Regions from separate parts of the Mus musculus genome. Here regions 1 and 2 are each linked to region 3. The links are chromatin loops, found by intact Hi-C in ENCODE. Cell type or tissue: heart. All regions are shown on one strand. Region 1 holds the start of Chst14 (carbohydrate sulfotransferase 14). Region 2 has its middle 15 kb from the start of Gm39914. Region 3 holds the start of Ivd (isovaleryl coenzyme A dehydrogenase).

Evidence for each region. A loop is a pair of places that touch in the nucleus more often than their neighbours do. Peaks named below come from ENCODE experiments on the same cell type or tissue, not always from the same donor. Only the 100,000 strongest peaks of a DNase experiment are listed, where the experiment ranks them.
Region 1: a loop joins it to region 3, with 4 times the contacts of the local background. A loop is called at or near these places in 1 of 42 quality-filtered maps.
Region 2: a loop joins it to region 3, with 11 times the contacts of the local background. A loop is called at or near these places in 1 of 42 quality-filtered maps.

What each region holds. Positions count from the first base shown.
Region 1 is chr2:118,922,743-118,930,742 of GRCm38, forward strand. Bahd1 (bromo adjacent homology domain containing 1) reads left to right here. Exons shown (of 7, transcript NM_001045523.1): 7 at 1-1,782. It overlaps Chst14 (carbohydrate sulfotransferase 14), which reads left to right and starts at 3,755. Exons shown (of 1, transcript NM_028117.3): 1 at 3,755-5,843. The coding sequence starts at 3,910. The coding sequence ends at 5,040. In heart, no CTCF peak of the experiment used is centred here; DNase peaks (open chromatin) are centred at 313, 3,769 and 4,789; H3K4me3 peaks cover 2,130 bases; H3K27ac peaks cover 2,534 bases.
Region 2 is chr2:118,969,238-118,977,237 of GRCm38, forward strand. No RefSeq gene overlaps it. Among named protein-coding and RNA genes, the nearest start is that of Gm39914, 15 kb to the right of the region's middle. In heart, CTCF peaks have their summits at 3,619 (motif pointing left) and 7,225; DNase peaks (open chromatin) are centred at 3,654 and 7,234; H3K4me3 peaks cover 2,413 bases; H3K27ac peaks cover 1,664 bases; H3K27me3 peaks cover 2,598 bases.
Region 3 is chr2:118,857,851-118,865,850 of GRCm38, forward strand. It overlaps Ivd (isovaleryl coenzyme A dehydrogenase), which reads left to right and starts at 4,144. Exons shown (of 12, transcript NM_019826.4): 1 at 4,144-4,317. The coding sequence starts at 4,171. It overlaps Gm39913 (a long non-coding RNA gene), which reads right to left and starts at 4,004. Exons shown (of 2, transcript XR_866660.2): 1 at 3,149-4,004. In heart, no CTCF peak of the experiment used is centred here; a DNase peak (open chromatin) is centred at 4,081; H3K4me3 peaks cover 1,376 bases; H3K27ac peaks cover 1,450 bases.

The sequences.
Region 1 (8,000 bases), 65 kb after region 3:
GTATCTAGACCCTCAGCTTGGCCTGGGGTGCCCATCTCTGCACCCCAGGGTGGAGACTCCTGAAGATTCCGTCTTCCCTGAGGTTGGGCCAGGCCTGAGGGACCTGGCCAAGGAAGGGCAGGGACAAGTAGAAGGGGTAAGGTCCTTCCAGAACCAGGCCTACCAGGCCCTTTTCTAGCCTCCCCAAGGCCTTCCAAGGGGAGCAGGAGCCAGCTTTACCTCACCCACTGTGACCCGCTGCTTCCCTGTCAGCCTGGGACCAGGCTCTGCAGATTCTAGCACAGCTCTGGCTTGTTCCGGTGAATAAGAGAGCCGAGCTTTGACTTCCTCTTCCTGGACTCGAGGCTTATCCCTGGCTTTCTTCCTTTACCGCTGCAGTAGCCACTGGTGCTGGCACAAGTTGACCCTGCCCACCCATGGGTGTCAGCCTCATGTCAGCTTGCCATTAAGGGTCACCCAGCAGGTCTGGCTTCCCAGAATACTGGTCAACATGGAGTTTATCATGTCTGGGAGAGAGGGTGGGGGCAGGGGACAAGGAAAATTGCTACCTGATTCGCTGAAGATTTTTCCTCTTGCCTTATTCTTGGAGGTTCTGGGAAACCTCTTGCAGAACTTCACACGTGACTCTTCAAGCCACACCCACCTGAAATCAAACCAAAGGAGAGTTGTGGCTCCTCTTGCCCTGCCACCCCTTACCCTAGTCTTTCGTAGATTGCACTAATTTCCATCCCAGTGAGAATCAACACTGTATCAGTCCACCGACCTGAGCTGCAGCCACTTCCTCTGGGGGCTCGGCCCTGCATTTTCAGTTCATTCCTGTTGCCCAGAGATTGTTCTAGCCTCACGCTCCCCACCAGTGATTGATCAGAAGGCTCAGTCCCCTGCTGGCCTGGGCTGAGGGGCTGAAGCCTGGTCACTTGTACCTTGTTTGTACCAAAGAGGAGCATGGGCTCAGGGAGGGTGCAGTGCAGGGAAGTGTGGTGTGCCTGGGGCCCAGCGCTGGCCACTTGCCATCCAGGCATGTTCGGGGGAGGGGGGTATACACTGTGGAAGATGGCACTAGGTCCTCCCTAGAGAGGGGAGACACGGGTCCAGCAGTCTGGGGACACGGCACTGGGGTGAGGATAGTCTGACACAGGCTGCATTGGGAGGTGGAAGTGAACCCTGAAGGCAAAGACCCGGCAACCCCAGGTCCAGGCCCTGATCCGTGGAAGATAAACTGTTCCTGATGGGTAATTGGGCTGGGTAGGCCTGAAGGCTTCACAGGTTAATTTTTTGTTGTTGTTTTGGAAGCCCTATCCCAAACCCAAAGGGAAGACTTCACATGGAATAAGCTCTTTGGAGGAAGTCATCAGTTTGAAAGAGCAAGGCATAAGAAACAAGTTGTCAAGAGTGGAGATGGACCCCTTTGGAGCCTGCTCGTTCTAGGGTGCTACCAAGGAGCCCAGCCTCACCCACAGGAGAGGAGATCAGGCCCTCCTAGGAGGCAGGGGGGCTGCTGCCCAGATGTTAAATGCTTTTGGAATCTCTTTAGATGTGGAAATATTTTTTCGAACATGAAAATGCAGCTGGTAGAATTTCAATGGAAGTATAATCCATGTAAAATATATTTTAGTTGATATTTTGTAAAATGCACTTTTTGTGTGTGTCGATCCTGGTTTCCCAGATCTGTATTTCAGTGTTTACAAGGGAGGGGGTACCTTTCCTAACCTCCCTTTTGACAGAGATTAGAAGTACTTCTTTAAGAAAAATAAATAAATTTGAGAAATTGTATTGATTTAGAAAAGAGTTATTTTCTGTGTGTTTTGTTTTGAGTTTGGCTTTGTGCTTCTATTTTGGGGATTTGGTTTGGATTTTAGTGTGTAAATATGGAGGGGCTCACTGGTCTTGTGTCAGGAGTCCTGGTTAATTACTCCTTGCAGCAGAAGTGCTTATTAAGGCTGATGAAGGTGCAAAGCCAGAAAAAAAGCAAGTGAAAAGAGACAGGAAATGGGAGCTTGAAGTTAACATCAAGGTAGCCACAGCTGCCTTCTGGGTTTGTGAAATTCTTGGGTTGCCAGCACTAGCTTGGCCAGTGTGCTAAGTGGAAGGCAGTTAATCTAGATGCATGAAGACAACTCTATCGTAACCTTGGGGCTGGGTAGAAACTTCTTAGTTTCTTGTAGCTGGCACTCCGTTTGTGGTGTGGGATAGGACTGCATCAGTTTCAGGATTTGACTGGTGGACTAACATTGACCTCTTTAGAGCCCTCTCATTCTGGGATGCTGAGGTCCCCCCCACCTGCTAGCTAAGTCCAAATCTATGGTGGAAGAAAAGTGGTGATGAGATCAGAGCTTTCATCCCCATGACATGGGTAGGCTATCCCATGGTATGGACAGCCATCAGTGTGCTGCCCACGAGAGTTCTAAGAGGTGTCACTTTACAGACAAATGGAGCAGGCAATCCCACCACCAGAAATCTATACACTGCCTAGAAAGGGACAGCAGTGTAGTGAAGGGTCAGAAGTGGCCTGAGATGCACCCAGCATCCAACTTTAAAGCCACTGAACCTCCCAGTTCAGACATTTACCCCATGTTTTCTGTGTGGCTCTCTGAACAACAACAACACACACACACACACACACACACACACACACGTCACTTTATCCCTCAGACCCCCTCATCTGCCTAATCAGCTTCATAGTCTCACCATTCCCACCCAGTCCTTTCATCATCCTCTGGGCATAACCTGTACCAAAGTCAATTCTTCGTCCTCCCATCTAATGTGCTGTCATGACTAGGAATTGGGTCTGAAAGTCAGCCTTGGCTAGCCAGTGAAACCCATACCTAAACAACAACAACAACAAAACCTTCAGTCACAGCTACCCCAGAGTCCATACAATGTGAACAGCCACAGAATCTACTGTCAAGTGGCTGATGACTATAGGAAATAGTTAAAAACAAACAACAACAACAACAACAAAAAAACGTGATTTGTTCCCCAGTTCTGTTGTCTTAAGCCTTGTTGGGGCCCCACACGAAGTCAAGCTGTAGTGCTTAGGGACTAGTTGTATGCTGCTGTTCAAAGTACTCTGACCAATCTGTTGCCACTGGGTACATCTTGGCTCCAAGCAAAGAGGCCTTTCTGTGGTTGCTGCGTTGTACTTGTAGGTTGTCCTGAAGTATATATTGGCCATACGTGGTCCCGAGGTACTTGTCCATAGCCTCCGACCAGAGTGTCCCAGTTAGCCTACTGCTTCAGACTTGGCAGGGGAGATTCCTTTTACAGACAGATCAGCATTGCTCAGTAGATAAGCACTAGTCCCTAGGAATTACTAAAGCAAAATGTCACCATGGAGACATTAGCCAGAGCTTGACAGAGTGGCCCTGCCCTGGGCTGGGACTGGTACAAGCGGCTAAGGACCATGCTTCCGGTCAGGACAGATCTCCTTTATGTCTAGACCGACTGAGTGGTGGGTTGTCCTGCATTCAGGTCACAGCTGGAGGGACAGCGGTTCCAGAGCAGTTTAAAGCAGGATGGAGGGTGCAAATCTTAAATGGAGCACCAAGAGGACACGTGTTAAAGAGACACGGGATCTCAGTAGCTCCTGCTTTCCAGGTCTCATTTTGTCTGGAGTGGCCCAGGCTCATGAGTTCTCTCCCGGGCTAGGGTCCGCCTGCGGCCTCCCGCAACTAGCTCCTAGGACTCGGGCACCCGCCCCTCTCCCCGCCCCACAACGTGGGCCCGCCCTCGCGCCTGTATCAGGGAGGGGCGGGGAGAGAAGAGCGGCCGGGCGGGACATCCGGCCCTGGTCCCTGCCTGCACCCCGGGAGCTGGCCACCCACTATCCCTCCCCTCCCGAGACCTCCAGCCCCTGCTGCAGTCACCTCCCCTGCAGCCTCGAGGTCGGCGAGGTCTGGCCGCAGCACCATGTTTCCCCGCCCTCTGACCCCACTGGCTGCCCCGAAAAGCGCGGAGACCCTGGGCCGCACGCCAAGGCGGGCCCCATTGGGCCGGGCCCGGGCTGGGCTCGGGGGGCCGCCCCTGCTGCTGCCGTCCATGCTGATGTTCGCTGTAATCGTGGCCTCCAGCGGACTGCTGCTCATGATCGAGCGAGGCATCCTATCGGAGATGAAACCCCTTCCCCTGCACCCTCCCAGCCACAAAGGCGCGGCCTGGAGCGGGACAGATCCTAAGCCTAGAGGCCTATCCTTGGATGCTGGGGACTCGGACTTGCAAGTGAGGGAGGACATCCGAAACCGGACCTTGAGGGCCGTGTGCGGACAACCAGGCATGCCCCGGGACCCCTGGGACTTGCCGGTGGGACAGCGGCGCACCCTGCTGCGCCACATTCTCGTAAGTGACCGCTACCGCTTCCTCTACTGCTATGTCCCCAAAGTGGCCTGCTCTAACTGGAAACGTGTGCTGAAGGTGCTGGCTGGCATCCTGAACAACGTGGATGTCCGCCTCAAGATGGACCACCGCAGTGACTTGGTGTTTCTGGCAGACCTGCGGCCTGAGGAGATTCGCTACCGTCTGCAGCACTACTTCAAGTTCCTGTTTGTGCGAGACCCCTTGGAACGCCTCCTGTCTGCTTACCGTAACAAGTTTGGAGAGATCCGAGAGTACCAGCAGCGATATGGGGCCGAAATTGTCAGGCGCTACAGGGCTGGAGCTGGCCCCAGCCCTGCAGGGGACGATGTCACCTTCCCAGAGTTCCTGAGATACCTGGTGGATGAGGATCCTGAACATATGAATGAGCATTGGATGCCTGTGTACCACCTGTGCCAACCATGTGCTGTGCACTACGACTTCGTGGGTTCCTATGAGAGGCTGGAGGCTGATGCCAACCAGGTGCTGGAGTGGGTGCGGGCCCCACCCCATGTCCGGTTCCCAGCTCGCCAGGCCTGGTACCGGCCAGCCAGCCCAGAAAGTCTGCATTACCACTTGTGCAATGTTCCACGGGCCCTGCTTCAAGATGTGCTACCTAAGTATATCCTGGACTTCTCCCTCTTTGCTTACCCACTGCCCAATGTCACCAAGGAAGCCTGTCACCAATGACAGTAGGCCAGCACCTTTTGGAGTTTGGGTTTAATGATATCAGCTTTGGGATGTCTTTCAGAGAAACTCCTGGCTCTGGGTGGCTTCCTGGTTTCTCTAGGTGTCTCCATATCTCAGTGGTAAGGACTGTCCTTGGAGGTCCTTGTCCACAGTGGCTCAGAGGACAGAGCTAGAAAGGAGGCCTGCTGCTTTCACTGGTGAACTGCCTCTCTTAGGGGCCTGTGGTATCCGTGTCTGCAGGGCACCAGTGGTTATTAAAGCCATATGTTTGATCGAAAGACTGACTTCAGCCCCCTGGCTGCTGGGTCTATGCAGTCCACCTGGTCTGTTGTAATTTAACCTGTGGCCAAATCCCAAATATGACACTAGCCAAGCACATGATCATGCCTAGGACCAATGGCTGTGACCCCCTATTCACCCATCCCATGGACCTCAGGACTGGAGTGAGCTGTGGTGCCTTAGAAATGAAATGTGTGCAATTCTACTCCAGACTTTTACATTTCCTCCTCTTGCTAGGTCTGAATCATTTTTCTAAGGAAAGAGAAACGGAAGTGGGGCCCTTACCTCGAAGCTCTAAAGCCCAGCCCCTCAAGCATCCAAAGACGCCTGTGCCTGACCTCTTCCTAGGGCTCCTGGAGCATCTTCAATAAGCCTCCCTTCCCTACAAACCTTTGGAGACTATGTGAGACTGTACAGCCCATATATCTGGCTGTCACTTGTCTAATGCATTTATTTAAAATGTGTATATTTTAATAGGATCCTTGTAAGGGCTAACTTTTAATAAAGCTTTTTCATATACAAAATGAGCAACTCTGTAATTCCCCACAGTTCCCACTGGTGCTGGGAGACTCCTAGATGCTCGTTTTCCCAGGTGAAAAGAGAAAGCTTGCAACAAGACAATGTAACTAAACCTGCTTAAACAGGTCCAGTGGCCCCTGTCACACCATGAAGTCCTCTGGGAATTCTAATATGCTCACAGACTCAGTTTCTAAGATGCCATTTAAAAGGCAAGGCCTGTCAAGAATGGCACCAGCCAGGGGAAGAGAGTGTACACACCTTTAATCCAAGACAGTCTCTGTGCGTTTGAGGCCAGCCTGGTATATACAGGGAGTTCCAGACCAGAGGGATACACAATGTGGCATCAGGTACATAGCACACCTACGTGGATTAGTCCTTAAAGGGAATGAGGGCTGGAGAGGTGGCTTACTGTTAAGTTCAGAAGGACCTGAGTTCAATTCCCCCCACTTCAAGTGGCTCACAGCTGCCTGTAACTCTAGCTCCAGGGAATCTCGTGGCTCTGACCTCTGTGGGTACCCATACACATGTGGTATACACTCACACAGATGTGCACATTTACACATGATTAAAAGAAGAGTAGTGCTCAAGGGGATGGAGAGGCGGCATGAGCTCGGCCGTGTCTTAGATTAGGCAGGAACAGGCTGATTTTTTCTTGGTTTTGTTTTGTTTTGTTTTGGAGGGGGGGGTTGGTTGGTTTGGTTTAGTTTTTGAGACAGAGTCCTGACTCTGTGTAGCCTTCACTACCTTAGAACATGATATGTACACCAGGCTGGCCTCAAACTCATAGATCCACCTACCTCTGTCTCCCGAGAGCTGAGATTAAGGGCAATAGCCACCATGCCTGACTCATTTCTTTTAAAGGTAAGGTGGCCTCACTGTATTTTCTGAGATGTGGTGGGGAGGTCTTACTATATGTAGGCTAGACTTAAACGTACAATCCAACTGCCTTAGCCTCTGGAAGTATAGGTGCCTACCATTGTGCCAGCTTAATCGAGGAGAACACCAGCCCCCCCCACCCCCCACCCCAGGCCAATATTTTCAAACAACAACAAAAAAGGGATTGCTTTGTGAGCAAGGGGGAGAATTGAGAATTACAAAAAGAGACTGTCAACATGTCCCGTGAGCCTCAAGGACTTCAGGAGTCCTCCATTCTTAGCCCACCCCTTGCTCTTTGTTTGTTACCTAGGGGCTTACAGCAATTCCAAACCTGTATCAGCCATTGGTGCCCTCGAAGGTGCCACTAGTGCAGAGGCAACCTAGGAAGCCCCGAGAACGTGAGGCCCAGCTGTTGGCTGTGCTCCGTTCCACTTAACTGAGGAGTTCAGTTCCCCAATGTGGCATCCTGGCTTTCAGAGGTGGCAATCAGCGCAGAGAGGGTGAGTAGCCATCCAAAGAGTCCACCCCAGACGTACATGCCTCTCAAGTAGGAGGGAAAAAGAAAAGGACAGACACACAGACAGTGGACCAGCTGATCACACTGGGGATCGAGAAGGTTTGTGGAAAGTGGGAGTAGACAGAAACAAGGATGAGAAAGCAGGACTTACTGAAGGGCCTTGTGGGCTGAGGCCTTTTGCAAAATTTCTCCACTCTTTGATTTGGAAAGCATTGAACCCAGCCTAACTGGTTGGCCCAGAACACTGCTCCAAAGGGGAAAGGGGAGGAGCAAAAGAAAAGAGGTCCTTGATTAGCGCTTTGGTTCATGTCCACCTGGCAGAAAAGGGGTGCTGGGCCACAGAGCATCCTGCTGGCCAGAGGTGGACAGCTATGAGGTAGGGGAAATGAAGGGGCGAGCATAGAGAGCAACAAGGCAAAGGCACTGCTGGGCCTGTTTTGCTTAAGTTTTCTTTCCAGGAAATGAACTTTTGAAAAAGGTCCACAGGAAACGACAGAGGATTGTGGGGCCCAGCTGATTCTAGTGGGAACTGACTTTCCCTCCATGTCCAGCCCAGAGTGGGGGTGCTGCGGGCTCTGGATCACCAGGAGAAGGGACCTCTCAGGACTGGACTCCAAAGCTCCGTCTTCTGAGAATTCCTACCTTTCCCTGGGTCCGCTGTGATTCCCACTCAGCGTTGAACCCTCTGCTCTAGGCTGGCCCTCAGGAGAACAAGGGCCCCTTTAAAGTAGCTCTCCCTAGGACAACAGAGGGAAGGGATTAGCGTTGT
Region 2 (8,000 bases), 110 kb after region 3:
ATAAGAATGCACACACTAATATGTATACTCTCCCTGCCCCCAACCCTCACACACAAAGAAAAGAAAAATGCCCTTACAAGACAAGAATAACCATAAATCAACCAAGTCAAAAGGCAATATTCAGGGCAATGGAGGTACACGGCTTTAATCTCAGCTCTCAGGAAGCAAAGACAGGAGCGACTCTGAGTTTGAGGCCAGCCTGGCCTGCAGAGGGCTACATAGAAAAACCCTGCCCCCTACCCCACAAAGGCAATATAGGTGGGTATGGTGGCACATGCCTGTAATCCCAGCCCTTAGGAGACAAGCAAGAGAATGGGAGTTCAAGGCCACTCAAGCTTCTGAAAACCCAGTTGGGGATTGGTTCTAATGCTTTGAGTTAATCTGGCCCCCAAAATCAGGGATCTGTGTGTTCAAACACTGAAGGTCCTTGTCCCCAAATGGTTTTTGATCAATCAACAAAAAGCCAATGGCTAGTGGCAGAGCAGGTAGACTGAGGTATGACCTTTGGATTTGCATGAGCTAGAAACTAGAAGGAGAGAGGAAGTGAGAATCGCGACAATTCGGAGACAGATCAGATTTAGAGCTGCAGAAGGAAAATCATCTGAAATGCAGGTGAGAAGGAATGCGGCCCCGAGAAGGACCGCCCAGAAGTGTCAAAGACTAGGGAGCCGCCCAGAAGGAACCAGGGCAACAAAGATAAAATATAGAATTAGAGGGTGTTAAACCAGGATTACAGAAGGGAAATGTGTGCTAGCCAGTCTCCAGCCTTTGAGCTAGTCAAAGCATACTTAAAATTAACTGGTGTGTGTGTGCACACCCGCATGCATGCGTGTGTGTCTGTGTGTCTGTCTGTCTTTCATTGAGATCCAGATAGCTCTTGAGTGGGTGTGTGCGTGCTTGCGTGTGGCCCATCGGGAGCACAAAATGGTGCTAAACTCACAGCCACAAGACACCCTCCCCACCCCCATATGTGTGCATGAAGGGAGAAGCAATGCAAATTTTTGAAAAAATATTTGCAACTTGTAACATAAAAAACAAATCCACCTATGAAATGTCGTAGGACTAAGCAAAGCCATAGTTCAAATCTGCTAACAATAAAAAAATAAGCATACATAGAAATGCAGTGAGTGTTAAATGCAGACAGAAGTGTTCAGTCTCATATTTTTTTAAGATAAAAGTAACCAGAAATGCTTTAACTAAGAATATGCCAAGAAGCTAAACCTCTGATAACACTCCTTGGGCAAGCAGATGAGGAAGGGAGGAACACTGTGGGACAGCCCCTGCAGGGAAGGATTTGAGAGGATCACTCAAAAGTGTGCGTGCCCAGCTTGCTACTCTACAAACTACAGCCCTAGGAACTTACCTTAAAATGCAAGTGCAAAATGACGTGCAAAGTGGGCATTGCGATTCGTTTGTAATAGCAAAATCACTGGGCAAAACCTGAATGTCCATAGATGAGAGCCTGGATAGTTAATGTGTGCTTTATTAATGCAAGGGAATACTCTCGTATCATTTTTAAAAAGTGACGTAGGGTGGCTCTCTGTGAAGTGAGGCTTGGGCGATGTTCTATGGCTTCCGTCCTAGAGCTGGGGAGAGCAGGGGCTTGGCGAATCTCTGTGAGTCACAGGACAGTCTACACAGGAAGTTCCAGGCAAGCAGGGGCTATAAGAGAGACCCTGTCTCAAAATAAATATGGAGAAAAATCAAGATGGACAGTATACATAATGCTACATTCTATTTAGCCAAAAAAGAAGTTCACACATGAAGAAACTGGGCCGTGGACCCTTTACTTGCCGTGGAGGAGAGCGGGTGGGCACCCAGTTCTGAGAGTTGCTTTAGAAAGGGCGGTTTGTTGAAAACGTTGCTGATATTTCCTGCTGTTTCAAGGTTGTTTTGTTTTGTTTGTTTGTTTGTTTGTTTGAACGTTGTTATGTATTGTCTGTTTGAAAAGGGACAATAAGCGTAGTGGCGGCAGGCTTTTAATCCCAACACTCAGGAGGTAGAGGCAGAAGGATTCTGTGAGCTCAAGGCCAGACTGGTCTACAGAGCATGTCCCAGGACATGCAGGGCTACTCAAAGAAAAAAAAAAACAAAATAGATAACCGAAATTAAAATTTGGGCAGAGGATGTAGCTCTGTGGTGGGAGACAAGCACAGAGCCCTAGATTTGATCCCCAGTGTACTTAAAAAAAAAAAAAATTAAAGATCCAGCCAGTCAGTCAGGACTAGAAAGATGACAAGGTGGTTAAGAGCATTGCTGGTCGTGTAGAGGCCTTAGGGTTTGGTTCTCAGCACTTGTGTCCGGTGGCTCACAACCATCTGTAACTCCAGTTCCAAGGCACTCATCCCCCTCCTCTGGCTTCCTCGAGCACCAGACGCTCATGCAGTACATACACATACAGGGAGTCAGAATACACAGACACATAAAAACCAGGCAGGGTGGCACATGCGTTTAATCCTCGCAGCACTTGCGAGGCAGACGCAGGTGGATCTCTGAGTTCAAGGTCAGCGGGGTCTACAGAGTGAGTTCCAGAGGACAGCCAGGACTACACAGAGAAACTGGTGAAAAACAAAAGCAAAAGTGAAAACAAACAAACAAACAAACAAACACACAAAAAACAGGAAAAAATTCACCAATTTACACGTATGTGTAGTACACACCTATAATCCCAGTATTCAGCCAGTGAAGATGGAAAGATGAGAGCCAATCTCAGCTACCTAATAAATTCCAAATCAGCTTGCGCTGAATATTCTCCTGCCTCAGCCTCCTGAGTGCTAGGATTACAGCCGCACGTCCCTTCTAGAACTGTTAAATTAGCTCTGATAGGAATGATGACAGTCTTAGGGAAATGTGCAGTTACCAGTAGTGGCATTATGTATTTTGTGACATTGAATTTTGGAGGGCTCACTCACCTGCTTCCTACCCCTCAGTCCTGTTTCCCCAATGAAATCACCAGCTCCCACTTACCTGAGGACAGCTGCTACGATGAAGGGGCCTCGTGGGTGTTTGTTTCCTTTCAGAACAGCCACATAAGATTTCCACTTCTTCCTTTCAAGTAAACCGAAATTTAGAGCAAAGGACAAGCGAAACTGGACCTTCTAAGAGCGAATCTTTAGATTAAAGGGTGGGGGCTGTTTCCATTTTATTGATGAAAATGTGTTTGCTTTCTACTCAGTCAGTTACCCATTGTGTATAGCATGGCATTTTCTGGTTCAAATGGCTATCTGGGTAAAATACCAAAATTTAAAAATCTTTTTTCCTCCACTTCTGTTTCAGTGTTGACAACTCTATTAGAATCTGAAAGTCAGTACTTTTTCAGCCGAAGGACAGTTCAGCCGAGATGTTTGATTTTACCATACAAATGTGATTCGCGTCCTTTAAAATAATAAATAAATAAATAAATAAATAAATAAATAAATAAATAAATAAATAAAGCACTCAGAGGACAAAAGCGAAAAAGAATAGTTGGCCGCACGCTGGGATGACTGCTGGGATGGGAGGCTGCGCGCAGGCTTCTGAAATACTCCCGCCAAAAGCCAGGGTGGGCTCCGGGCCTCCGCTCGCTCAGAGATGCAAAGCCGCGGGTGACCGGCCTCTGGCGGCGGACGTGGCTCCCCCTGCAGGACCGATAGAGAACTGCGCTGGAAAATGTTCCAGCCTCATGCGCCCCGGAGTCCCGGCTTTAAAGGGCTGCTGGCTGCTGCGCGTGCCTGCTCGCCGCTTCCGGGCTGACAGTGTGGGCTGCAGGCAGTGGCCGGCCCAGGACACCGAGAAGATGACAAGGAGTGGCTGAACCCCAGGGCTCAGCCTGGACAGTCGACCACTGACTGCACGTGGGGGGTGGGGGAGATCACCTCGCCCAGGACAGAGTTCAAAGGTGGCTTCCCTCGGTTTTTGTCTCTTCCTACCACCCCACTGTCTTTTCTCGGCTTCCTTTTTTAAAACAATAGTCTTAACTAGAGAAACTCTAAAACGCTATGCTTGTGCAAGTTATTCTTAGATAAGTAATTTAACCTGTCCAGGATTCAGTTTTTCTTTTCTTTTTTTCTAGTAATACTAAAATTACAACTCTTTTTTTTAATCTGATGGTATCTTATAAAATTCAATATGTGCTTACTCTATGCCTAGCAAAACTCCTAAGTATTTATTCAGACGAAATTAAGATCTACACCCATGTTCAGAGCAGTATGACAGTAGCCAAATGTCTATCAACGCATAAGGAAGGGCACACCACACCGTGGACCTGACTGCCACTCAGCAGTAATCTATGATATTATATATCAGAGTGCTGGGCTCTTTGAGTAGTATGGACAGAAAGCAACCTCTGGAGCAATGGAGATGTTGTGAATCTTGACTGACTGTGGTTAATGTCTGTGTGAGTTCATATACTTGTTAGTAAACAGTACGTGAAGATTTATACATTTCAAAGCATGAACATTAAACTTTTACATCAATTTTAAAATATCTTTGTTTTGGGACAAGGTCTTGCCATGTAGCCTAGGCTGTCCTTGAATAGTTCCTGTGTCTACCTCCCCAGTGCTGAGAAAATAGAAGGACAATAAAAATATTTTTGAAAAATAGCTGTACCCAGCTTATAAGTGGTTTTAATTATGAAATAAGCTACGCAAGAGGTTTGGAGAGCTGGGGAGAGATGGCTCAGTCAGTAAAGCACTTGCCCTGAAAGCCCACATTCAGTCTCCAGAACTCCAGCTTTAAGATGAGCGCTTGTAATCTCACTGCTGGGGACACAGAGGCAGGGAACCCCTGGGGTTCACTGGCTGTCCAGCCTAGCCTACTCAGACAGCAAGAGACCCTGTCTTAAAATGCTAAGGAGGATAGCCGAGGTTGCCCTCTGGTCTCCACATGTGCACACATAAGCCCACACACAAAACTGTAAGAAGAAAGAACGTGTGGACCTAAATGCCACCATACAAATCCTACGTATATGCATGCAGTATTTATGCAGCACTTATATCTAATATTCATAGCTAGCCCCAAATCCTAGAGACTGTGAGAAAGACCTATAGTTTAAAGTGCTACATGTCAGAAGTGTCTGTGAGAAAAACTCACAGTACGAAAGGAGGAATCAGCCTACTGCCGTCTTAACCAAAAGTGGGGTTGAGAGGGTTAAATGGGGCCACATCCTTACATTTACATGTGATCAAGAAGGGATACAAATGTGCATAAGTTATTCAATATATCTTTCTGCTATAACTACTTACTATGTTGTTGGTGGTTTTTAGTTTTTAGACAGGGTCTCACCGTGTAGCCTAGGTTGGCCTCCAGTTCACAATTCTCTTATTTCCATCTCTGAAGCTTGATATTATGCCTGCCCTGATAGAACTCTGCATCTGTGAAACATTGCTTCTAGTCCAAATGCCAGAGAGTCACAGAATTTAGCAAGGGACAGTGCACATTCTTCTGATGTGGAAACCACACATTCAGCGATCGCTGCTCCCTGATGCACCCAGGACATTGCACTAGCTGTGGCTTTTCAATCTGGCCCTTTCCTAGATGCCGTGTGCCTCGTGGAAAGGGGACGTCCATTCTGAATGCCTGAGTGGCAGGCTAGCTCTGTCACTTATTACACCTGAGACTGTGGATGTCACTTAACCTCTTCAGCCTTAGCTGCAAAGCAGGAATGACCTCATAGGGCTTTCTAAGCTAGTTGGATAGGAAAAGGCATGTGTGAGTCAGGGGACAGGGGTTTGGGATGGGGTGGGGCACTGAAGCTGAGGAGAAAGCTCAGAGGGTAAAAAGGATTTGCTGGGTCAGTGTGAGGACCAGAGTTCATATCTGCAGTACTCGCTGATGGTACTTGTAATCCCAGCCATGAGTGGATTCCCCGGATTGACTGGCCAACCAGTCTAGTTAAAATGGTAAGATCCAGGTTCAGGAAGAGACCCCCCATCTCAGAAAATAAGGCAAGGCTGATGAGATGTCTCAATGGGCATAGGTTATTGCCACCAGCCTGAGAACTCAAGTTTGATGCACAGGACCTACATGTCAGGAGAGAATGACTCCCACAAGTTGTCCTCTGGCTCCTACAGGTGTGAATCTGTACAGACACGTGGAAACGCAAACAAATAAAATTGTTTGCAAAGAATTGCAAATTGAAAAAAAAATCAAGATGGAGAGCGATAAAGGAAGACACCTGCATTGGCTTCTGGCCTGCGCATGCACTCGAGGATGCCTAGCCATCTCCTCCTACAGAAAGAAAGAGAAAGACGGTGGAGGTGGGGTGTTGTTGACTAACTGCAGGGAATGCTGAGCAGGTTGCCTGGAGTAAGCAAGTGTGCGTGCCAGTGAGCAATTTAGGAGATGCAAGCCCCCCCCCTCCTCTCTGCACAAACGGGTGAAGATGTGGCAAAGTCTCTTGGAAGGGCGTGGGGGTGCGGTTCAAGTAGGCATGATTCAGACGCTGCTCAAATAAAGGGGCCGTAAGAAACAGCCAAACAGGCAAAAAGAAAGAACTTTCTGGACGAATGAAGGGCTGTGCCCCCTGCCCTATGCGTACATGTCCTTTCTTTGCTTTCCTCTAGAAGCCTTCAATAAAATCCACGTGCTCTACGAAAGCGCTGTGTAAGTGGATTTCTAGGGAGGAGTGGGAGAGTTACCAAGCCCTGCCTTGAAGGGTACAGTCAGGAAAGTCAGGTTGCAAACAACACCCATGACTGCCTTATCCTGAATGTGTCTGGCACAGTCCTAGATTCGGGTTTTGTGTTTAATGAGTGACAGATTTTTTAGGTGGCGCTTCGTGTCTACGTGTTCTGGCAAAGGAATCTGCTTGGCCCCTGCACAAGTGTTTGTGTAACGACAAAAGGGTCTTGGCTCTTGTGTGGTGGGGATGTGGTTATAGTGGGCTCCCCGGCACACGTGTTTGTATAACGACAACGGGGTTTTGCATCTTCTGGTGGGCGTTTGTGTGGTGGGGGTGCGGTTATAATGTGTTCCAATTCTTCCTCCCTACAGACCGGAAAATCTCCCTCGTTTGGACGCAAATTATTCTCTGCCGCTCTCCACTTAGCTTCACGCCGGTGGAAGGCGCCCAGCGAGCAGCGAGTAGCTGTTCCGCCCCTCGGGGACCTCATCACTCCCTCCGGTGGCTTCTCGCCCACACCGAGCCTCTAGGGAGCTACCCTAGTGGGCCCATGGTTCAGCGAGTGACAGGACCTTCTCTTTCCGCCCCACCCGGTATTGACTCGGGGCATCCCTTGAGCGCCCCCTGCTCGTGACTCCGGCACTTGCTGCAGTTCCCAGCCCTCGCGAGCCGCGGAGCGCCCGGCCACGCATCCCCGGCCGGGTCAGGATCAAGGTCTTAGTCCTGCTGCCGTGCGGCTCCCTGGGGCTGGGACCGAGGGAACGTGCGGGTCGCGCAAGCGTGAACTTGGGGCAGCCGATGCCGGTGCCAGCACCGCCGCCGGCGAGGCGGAGACGGAGCGCTGGGTGAACCCGGTGCTGATACAGTGCAGGCCGCGGCTGTGCAGCCCCCCCGGTCTGCACTGCGCCAGCCATGCGCGAGCCTGAGATCAGCCTCATTAGAACAGCGTTTTAGATCGAATTTTCGGGTGGCTCTTTGGAGGCCGCCAGTCTTGGCACAGGAGGGTAGGAAAGCAGGCTCGCTCTGGTATGTGGTGCAGCGATAGAGGAATTTTTGACCACTGCGCTAACAACCTCGCCTGCTCCCCGAACTTATGTTTTGAGGACAAACATGACAAACTGTGACATCGCCCAAATGCTTTGTATTTATCTACACAGAGCTGACATTTTCATACCTATAATTGATCTGATCCTCTGTTTATTTTGAGATAGAGTCTCAAACTCTGGATCCTAAAGCTTCCACCGGAACTCAGGGATTACAGGCATACACCACCCAGCTTCCTGATTCTAGCTGCTTCTTCTCCTCTCCCTTCTCCTCCTCTTCCTGTCGCCATTGTCTTCCTCCCGTGTCCCACTCTTCCCCAGACCCTCCATCAGCCTCAATACTGACCCCTGGCAAT
Region 3 (8,000 bases):
TTTTATCACAGCAACAGAAGAGAAATCATAACACCCTCCCTGAGGGTCCTTTTGGGGGTCCTGGCGTGAGGCTTAGGTTTAAGTAGAGGCAAGAGTTACCCCTCACACTAGTCCTGGCCAAGGTGTGGTCATGGATTCACGCCCATCAGCACTGTCAGATCCAGTTTCTCTGGCAATGCCGTCAGACCGTTTTTTTAGACCCATGAGAGATCTCCCTGTGGAAGACAGGCTTCCCCACTTTCTGTCACCAGGGCCCAGTTTTCCCTTCTCCAAGCATGAGATTCCTCGGGTGTGTGTGTGGGGGTGGGGGATTCCAATTTCTCCACGTCCTTTCTTTCAATAATCTGGCAACCAAAAGCAAGGGTACAAGTGTCTCTTTTGAAAATCTCCGTTCCTCCTAGGAGTTAAAAACAAAAGAGAGCCCTGAAACTCTAGGATGAGGTCTCTGTCTGACCTCTGTCTCCGAGGGTTCTCCAGCCAGCAGCAGCAGCAAAGCTGGGCAATACTTGACAATGTCTAAGCACTAAGAGCATGCTTTTCTTTTCTTTTCTTTTCTTTTCTTTTCTTTTCTTTTCTTTTCTTTTCTTTTCTTTTCTCTTCTCTTCTCTTCTCTTCTCTTCTCTTCTCTTTTCTTTTCTTTTCTTTTCTTTTCTTTTTTGGTTTTTCGAAACAGGGTTTCTCTGTATAGCCCTGGCTGTCCTGGAACTCACTCTGTAGACCAGGCTGGCCTCCAACTCAGAAATCCGCCTGCCTCTGCCTCCCGAGTGCTAGGATTAAAGGCGTGCGCCACCACTCCCGGCAAGAGCATGCTTTTCTAAGCCTTATATAAAAAAAGCAAAGTAACCCACTTCAGCTACAGGATAGAGGGTAGAGAAGGAAAATGCAGATCCAGGGAAGAGTACAGTCCACAAGCAGAACTCTTCTTTCTTTCTCTCTCTCTTTCCTTCTTTCTTTCTTTTCTTTCCTTCTTTCTTTCTTTCTTTTTTAAAAAACTTTTATTATTTATAATTGTGGGCATGTGTGTGTGTGTGCCTATGCCTGGTATGTGCACATGAGTGCAGAGATGTAAAATGCCAGAGGCCAGAGGCCTAGGAGCCCCTGGAATAGGAGTCACAGGCAGCTGTGAGCTGCCATTTCGGTCCTAGGAGTGGCACTCAGGTCCTGTAGGGAGGTCAGCCAGCACTGATTGCTGAGCCATCTGTCTCCTCAGCCTCACAGGCTGAGCTCTTGTTTCTACATTCGCTCTGGTTTATAGGTTAGCAGGTTGCAGAGGCCCCACCAATCAATCAGCTCTGGTAGCTTTCAAAGTTTCAACGTGAGTAGTTTAGTTTTACCTGTGACTGCTAATTAACTTGCTTTCTCTCCTCCCTCTACCCTCTGATCCTTGAAATTAAAATGTGAACACATCAGAATCTTATCCTCTTGGCCAGAAAGCTCTGGGTTATGTCCTTCTAAAGACAGAACCCTAAAAACATTTGGGAGATGAGCTGAAATTGGCAAATAGCTATTTATGCTGTGAAAGTAAGACGGTCCAGTCCCAAAGCGGCTCACCAGAGGGAGCATGAGGCTTTAGTCCCTACCCTCACCTGCAGCTTCCAGGCAGGGTGCTCAGTCAAGAGGAGACAAGAACCCAGCTCTCCCTTCTCTCATTCCCGGCAGGAGACCCAAGGATGTCTGGGAAGCTGTTTGGGGCCCCTAAGGTGCCGGGCGTGGTGGCGCACGCCTTTAATCCCAGCACTCGGGAGGCAGAGGCAGGCGGATTTCTGAGTTCGAGGCCAGCCTGGTCTACAGAGTGAGGTCCAGGACAGCCAGGGCTACACAGAGAAACCCTGTCTCGAAAAAACCAAAAAAAAAAAAAAAAAAAAAAAAAAAAAAAAAAAAACCTCTGTTCTCATCAGCAGGAAAGAGTCCACTCCATAGTGCTTCCCTCTAACTTCCTTGTGCACAGTGTCACACAGTCTACAGGAGCTGCACTCACAGAAACCATAATAATAACCCAAAGAAAGGAATACGAATGTTACTTCCAGAGAGAAAAGGAACAGGAAAAGATGGGATGCTAAAGGTTTTCGGGTTTTTTTGTTTGTTTGTTTTAGCATTCGAATGTATTGTCAATATTTTTAAATAAAATTCTCAACAGACTGGTGTAGAAGCTGTTAAAATAGGGGTGAGGTGGTAGAGCCTCCTCTATTACAAGTATTTTCATTGCTCTTTGAGCTTCTGGCCCATATTTCCTATAAAGCAACGCTTCACATCCCACACGGAGGTCAGTAACGAAGACTCAAGGTTCCCTCATTCTGTAGAGGGGAGGCTGAGGAGAGACAGAGCAGCCTTAGCTGTAAAACCCTTCATTACACCCATTCTCTTGTCTCTCAAGAGATCTAGGACAATCTCAAAATATCTAAAGAAGTCACTTCAACCAGAGTAGAAATAAGAGGAATGTGATTTTGTGTGTTTTCATTTTTATGCTTTTACTGGTCTCTTGTAGCCCAGGCTGGCTTTGAACTCCAATCCTCCTGCCTCGGTTTTCCAAAGGCTGAGATTATAGGTGTAGAAGCTGCTCTGTGATTGGTTTTTGACCTATCTTTAGGGAGGGCTCAGAATGCAGCTCTTTCCAGTTGTGGGAGGGGCTAAATTAGAATGTGAGACCAGGTAGGAAAAGTCAGATGTGGTAGGGACAACTAAAAATGAGCATGTGGCTCTGAGTGCTATGCCATATAATTAAGTATGCAATCATTTTTATTATAATTTTGATTGCTGGGGTTGAACCAAAGCCTTGGGTACTCAAGTGGATGCCTTACATCGCACTGTACCCCCTGCCCAGTGAATATGCCTCATGATGACATTGTAGTGGGGAACACTGTTCTCATTTTCAGGTGATAAAAGACACAGCAAGGATCCAAGCAATGTGTTCAAAGCCCCCTTCCTGGACAGAAGTGGAAAGGGGATTAAGAGATAAGAGCCTGGCTCCTGTCAGTCTTTCTTCTTCTGGACACAAAAGACAGATCTCCCCTCAAAGGCACTAAGTTTATTTTAAGCCAATACGAATAACCATGACATGAGCAAAATTCGGGTTGCCCTTAATGACGTACTCCAGTGTGGAATAGCTACAGGATATGTTCTTAGCCACAAAACCAAAGACTGTACTTACCAAAGACCTTGTGCCAACACTGGTCGGTGAGTTACTCCAGGGAAATCTCTGATATTATCTGATGACATACTTAGATGACATACAAGATGTTCTTGGTTTGTACAAGTTAGTAGTCTGCTAAATGAATAAATTCCAGGTGGGTGTTATCCACTTGTAGTGGAAGCACTCGTAAGAGAGAGGCAGGCAGATCTCTTTTGAGTTCAAAGTCAAAAAGTTCCAGGACAGCCAGGGCTACATAGAGATCCTGTCTCTGATTAGTGAACTAATTTAAAATAAAATTTCCTACCTGATGGTCAAGAATACTGGGTCAGTTAGGTGGGTTGGAGATAAACGGCTACTTAAAGGAACTAAAGATACTCAAATATAATTTTGGCTGTGAATCTGCAACAGCCCAACACCCACAATCACAAAGTTCTAATTAGTTTGCAGAATCTTCACTCAAGTGATTTTTTTCAGGGAACCCCAAACACCATTCTTCTCTTCCTGCCCTGTCACCCCAATAAGAAAACGTTCTTACAGAATCCGAGGGCAGAGAATCCTGGGCAACCTCTTTCGCTTAAGGAGGAACCAAAACCTATTACATAACAAAGCAAATTTTGCTGTTTTCAGTCAGTGGGGACTCTAGAACAAAAGATTCTTTAACAGACCTTCACACCTCCAGATCTGTTTGGACAGTTTATCCCTCCACATTAGGCATCTGCGTTGGAGTACTTGCTTTCCCACAAAGATAGTCTTGTGCCGTTCAAGATTAAAATCTTAACACGAGATACTACTATACTTTCTTGTATGCAAGAAAGACACTTAGGAAACAAGTACGGGAGGTAGCCAGCACAGGAGCCAGGGCTGGCTGCCGCCTCTCGGCTGATTGGCTTGCATGGTTGCAAGGGCAGCAAGGCCTTCGGCTGGCTTCCGAGAACGATTGGCTACTGAAGCCCCACCCCCTCCCTGATTGGACAAAGTGTTGAAACTAGGATTGGTGGAGCGTAAGCTAAACCAGTCCAAGCTCCTGGTGCACCGCAGAGATGGCGACTGCAATCCGGCTGCTGGGACGGCGAGTTTCCAGTTGGAGACTGCGGCCATCACCGTCGCCCCTCGCTGTCCCGCGGCGGGCCCACTCGATATTGCCTGTGGACGATGATATCAACGGGCTAAACGAGGAGCAGAAGCAGGTAGGAAGGCCGGCCCCAGGACATGTCCCAGGTCTTACCCAAGTGACTTGTGCCTGCCAGGCCTTGGAAGCGTTTCGTAGAAGCTAGGGAGAGGAACTGCGCGCCCTCTCCCTACTAATATTTGAGGGAGACAGCAAGACAGGGGGATTCCTGGCTTTGAACTCCAGCTAGGAGGAGATAAAAGAGTAAGGACCAAACCTGGAAGACTGGTGGTGTTTGGGTGGGCAGATTGGTTGGCCCTACTTCTAGTGGCTCTCATGAATCTGAAAACACTTACACCCCAACCTGTTCTCTCTCTCTCTCTCTCTCTCTCTCTCTCTCTCTCTCTCTCTCTCTCTCTCGCTCACTCTCGCTCTCCTTCTCCCTCTCGCTCTCCCATTCTCCCCTTCCTTGGGGTCTCAGTATGTATAGCTTTGGGTGGCCTGGAAGGCATTAAACTAGTACTTGAACTCTACTAGTGAACTCTTGCTTTTGCCTCAAGAGTGATGGGATTAAAGGCATGGGCCACCATACCTGGCTTGTAAGCAATGGTTCTCAACTTATGGTTGAAGTTACGCATGACCCATAGCTACCAGGGCAATTTGCTTTTTCAATGGAAGACTTTAAAGAATTCTGAAATGCCATCTTAAGTTTGTTTTCTTCCCCTCTTCAAGGCATAATGCACAAAGCTGAAAAAAAAAAAAAGAGCTTGGTTGCTGGGCAGTGGTGGCGCACACCTTTAATACCAGCACTCGGGAGACAGAGGCAGGTGGATTTCTGAGTTCGAGGCCAGCCTGGTCTACAGAGTGAGTTCCAGGACAGCCAGGGATACACAGAGAAACCCTGTCTGGAAAAAACAAACAAACAAAGAGCTTGGTTAACCTACTCTTATTGCTAGGTTTAACTCTCTTCCCTAATCGAAGCCAATGAATAATTTCCAGGGATGCCTTGGGTCCTGCCTATCTATCTATCTATCTATCTATCTATCTATCTATCTATCTATCTATCTATCTATCTAGATATCTAGATATCTATCTAGATATCTATCTAGATATCTAGATATGTATGTATATGAAGCAACTGCTGTAGATTGCCTAAGAGATTGCTGAGGAGTGATGGTTTCACACACAGTGTGTCTGAGTCAGATGCTATACCAAGGGCAAGTATTGCTATGAATAACCTTAGTGGAGGAAGGGAGTGGAGCCCCTAGGCACCTTCTGGAATTCTAAGAAAGAAAGAAAAGTGAAGAACCAGGGTACAGTTACAATCAAATCAAACCCACACTCCATCAGAGTAAATAACTCAATGTCCAATATCTAGGGTTAATCATGACCTTCTGGGCTCCTCTAAGGGGCTTGAGTCACTTCTCCAGCTCTGCCCTCTACAGCCCACACAGCTTGTCTTCTAAGCTCTGGTAAGCACCACCTCCTGCTGCTGCTGTTCTTGGTGGCCCTCCCGTGGTACTGGTTATCTCCAAAATGCTGGGTCTCTGCTGCAGCTGAGCTGGACTTCTATTAGTAGCCTCTTCTGGGATCTCCTCATGGTGCCAAACTTCTGCTTTTCTGCATGGCCCCTTTAATCCTGGGGCATTAAATGTAATCCATGACCCTTTACCAAGAGCCTGCCTCTCTTGGCTTCTGACAATGTCAAGTCTCAGCTACTCTCTATGACCCATTCGTACCTTTAAAACCAGCAGCACCTGGAAGACTTATGCTTGATCAAGTTCCGCTGTCAGCACAGTGCAGCCTTAGCTATCTCTGTAGCACAGCTTCTGAGTGCTAACTGAGGAAACACCTCCCAGAAGATTTCACCTCAGGGATGCTGGTCTCTTCCCAAACAACACTCATTTCTCAGCTCCAGCATCAATTTCAAAGCTCCAGTTTTGCTGTCAAAGCAAAGGTTTCACTTTAGTGGTTCTGGTCTTTTGTTAATCAGAACTGACTTTTCAGCACTAGCTAATCAGGACCATAAATTCTTAACTCCAAATATGAAATGACCCCAGTAGAGTCTTCGAGTGACTCTCAAACTTCCTTCCAGAACTTCACAAGCCAGGCCTCCATCCTCTGCATTTCTCTCAACAATTTTATGTCCCACAGAATAGCTCACTAAGCTTTGAAAACGTAATGACTTCTAGTTCAAAGTTCCAGAGTCCTTCCACAATCCTCCCCAAAACAACATGCTCAGGTCTATCACACACACTATCCTGGTACCAATTTCTGTCCTAGCTAGAATTATAATTGCACTGACAAAACACCATGACCAAAAGCAACGGGAGGAGGGAAGAATTTGTTTGACTTGCAGCTCCGCATCTTAGTCCATCACTGTAAGAAGTCAGGACAGGAATTGAAACAGCGCAGGAACCTGTAGGCAGGAGCTGATGCAGAGGCCATGGAAGGGTACTACTGCTTACTGGCTTGCTCCTCATGGCTTGTTCAGCCTGTTTTCTCACAAAAGCCAGAACCACCAGGCCATGGATACCGCCCACAACCACCAATGGGCTATACCCTCCCCCATCCATCACTAATTAAGAAAGTGCCCTAGAGGCTGTAGAGACAGCTCAGCTGCTAAGAGCACTGGTTGCTCTTTCAGAGGTCATGAGTTCAATTCCCAGCAGCCACATGGTGGCTCACAACCATCTATAATGGGAACTGATGCCCTCTTCTGGTGTGTCTGAAGACAGCTACAGTGTACTCATATACATAAAATAAATAAATAAATATTTAAAAAGAAAGTGCCCTAATTAAGTCACTTATTAAGAAAAATCCGGAGCTGGAGAGATGGCTCAGAGGTTAAGAGCACTGACTGCTCTTCCAGAGGTCCTGAGTTCAAATCCCAGCAACCACATGGTGGCTCACAACCATCTGTAATGAGATCTGATGCCCTCTTCTGGTGTGTCTAAAGACAGCTACAGTGTACTCATATATAATAAATAAATCTTTAAAAAAGAAAAATCCAAGTTACAGCTGGCTCTTATGGAGGCGTATTCTCAATTGATGCTTCCTCTCCCATGGCCCTAGCTTGTATCAAATCACTATAAAACTAGCTAGCACATGCTCCTACCCACTGAACCCTTCGTCCACCCTCTTACTTTCCCTTCTAAATCAATGTCTTTTCAATGCTTTTAAGCCTGAATACTTTAAAGAAGATTGCCTTCATTTATAGTAGGTATTTATACAGTTCTTTGTTTTGAGACTGGATGTTGCTGGGTGGCCAGGCTGTCCTTGAAGTTTCAGCAATCTTCCTGCCCAGCTTCTTGAATGCTGGGATTACATAGTGAACCCCTAGATCTAGTTTTATGATATACCCTCCCTGAAACACACACCATTTGTATACATTCGTTGTACATGGTGTTAGGCTGCATACGCACTTTTCCATGGGCTTTGAGTATTTCCCTCCAATAATGTGCTCTCTCTTGTCTCTCTCTGCTTCTGTCTCTGTCTGTCTCTCTCTACCTCTGAGACAGTATCTCACTATGTAGATCTGGCTGGACTCAGAATCCACCTGCCTGTGTGCTACTATAACTAGCTTTTATAGCATTCTTTTTTTAACAGATTATTTTTTTGAACTCTATTATTGATGTATGAATCTGTGTGTCTATGTGGAGGTCAGAGAACAACTTTGTAGAGTATGTTTCCTCCTTCCACCTTTACCTGGGTTCAAGGAGAACTAAACTGAGGTCGGCAGGCTTATGAGGCGAGCGTTGA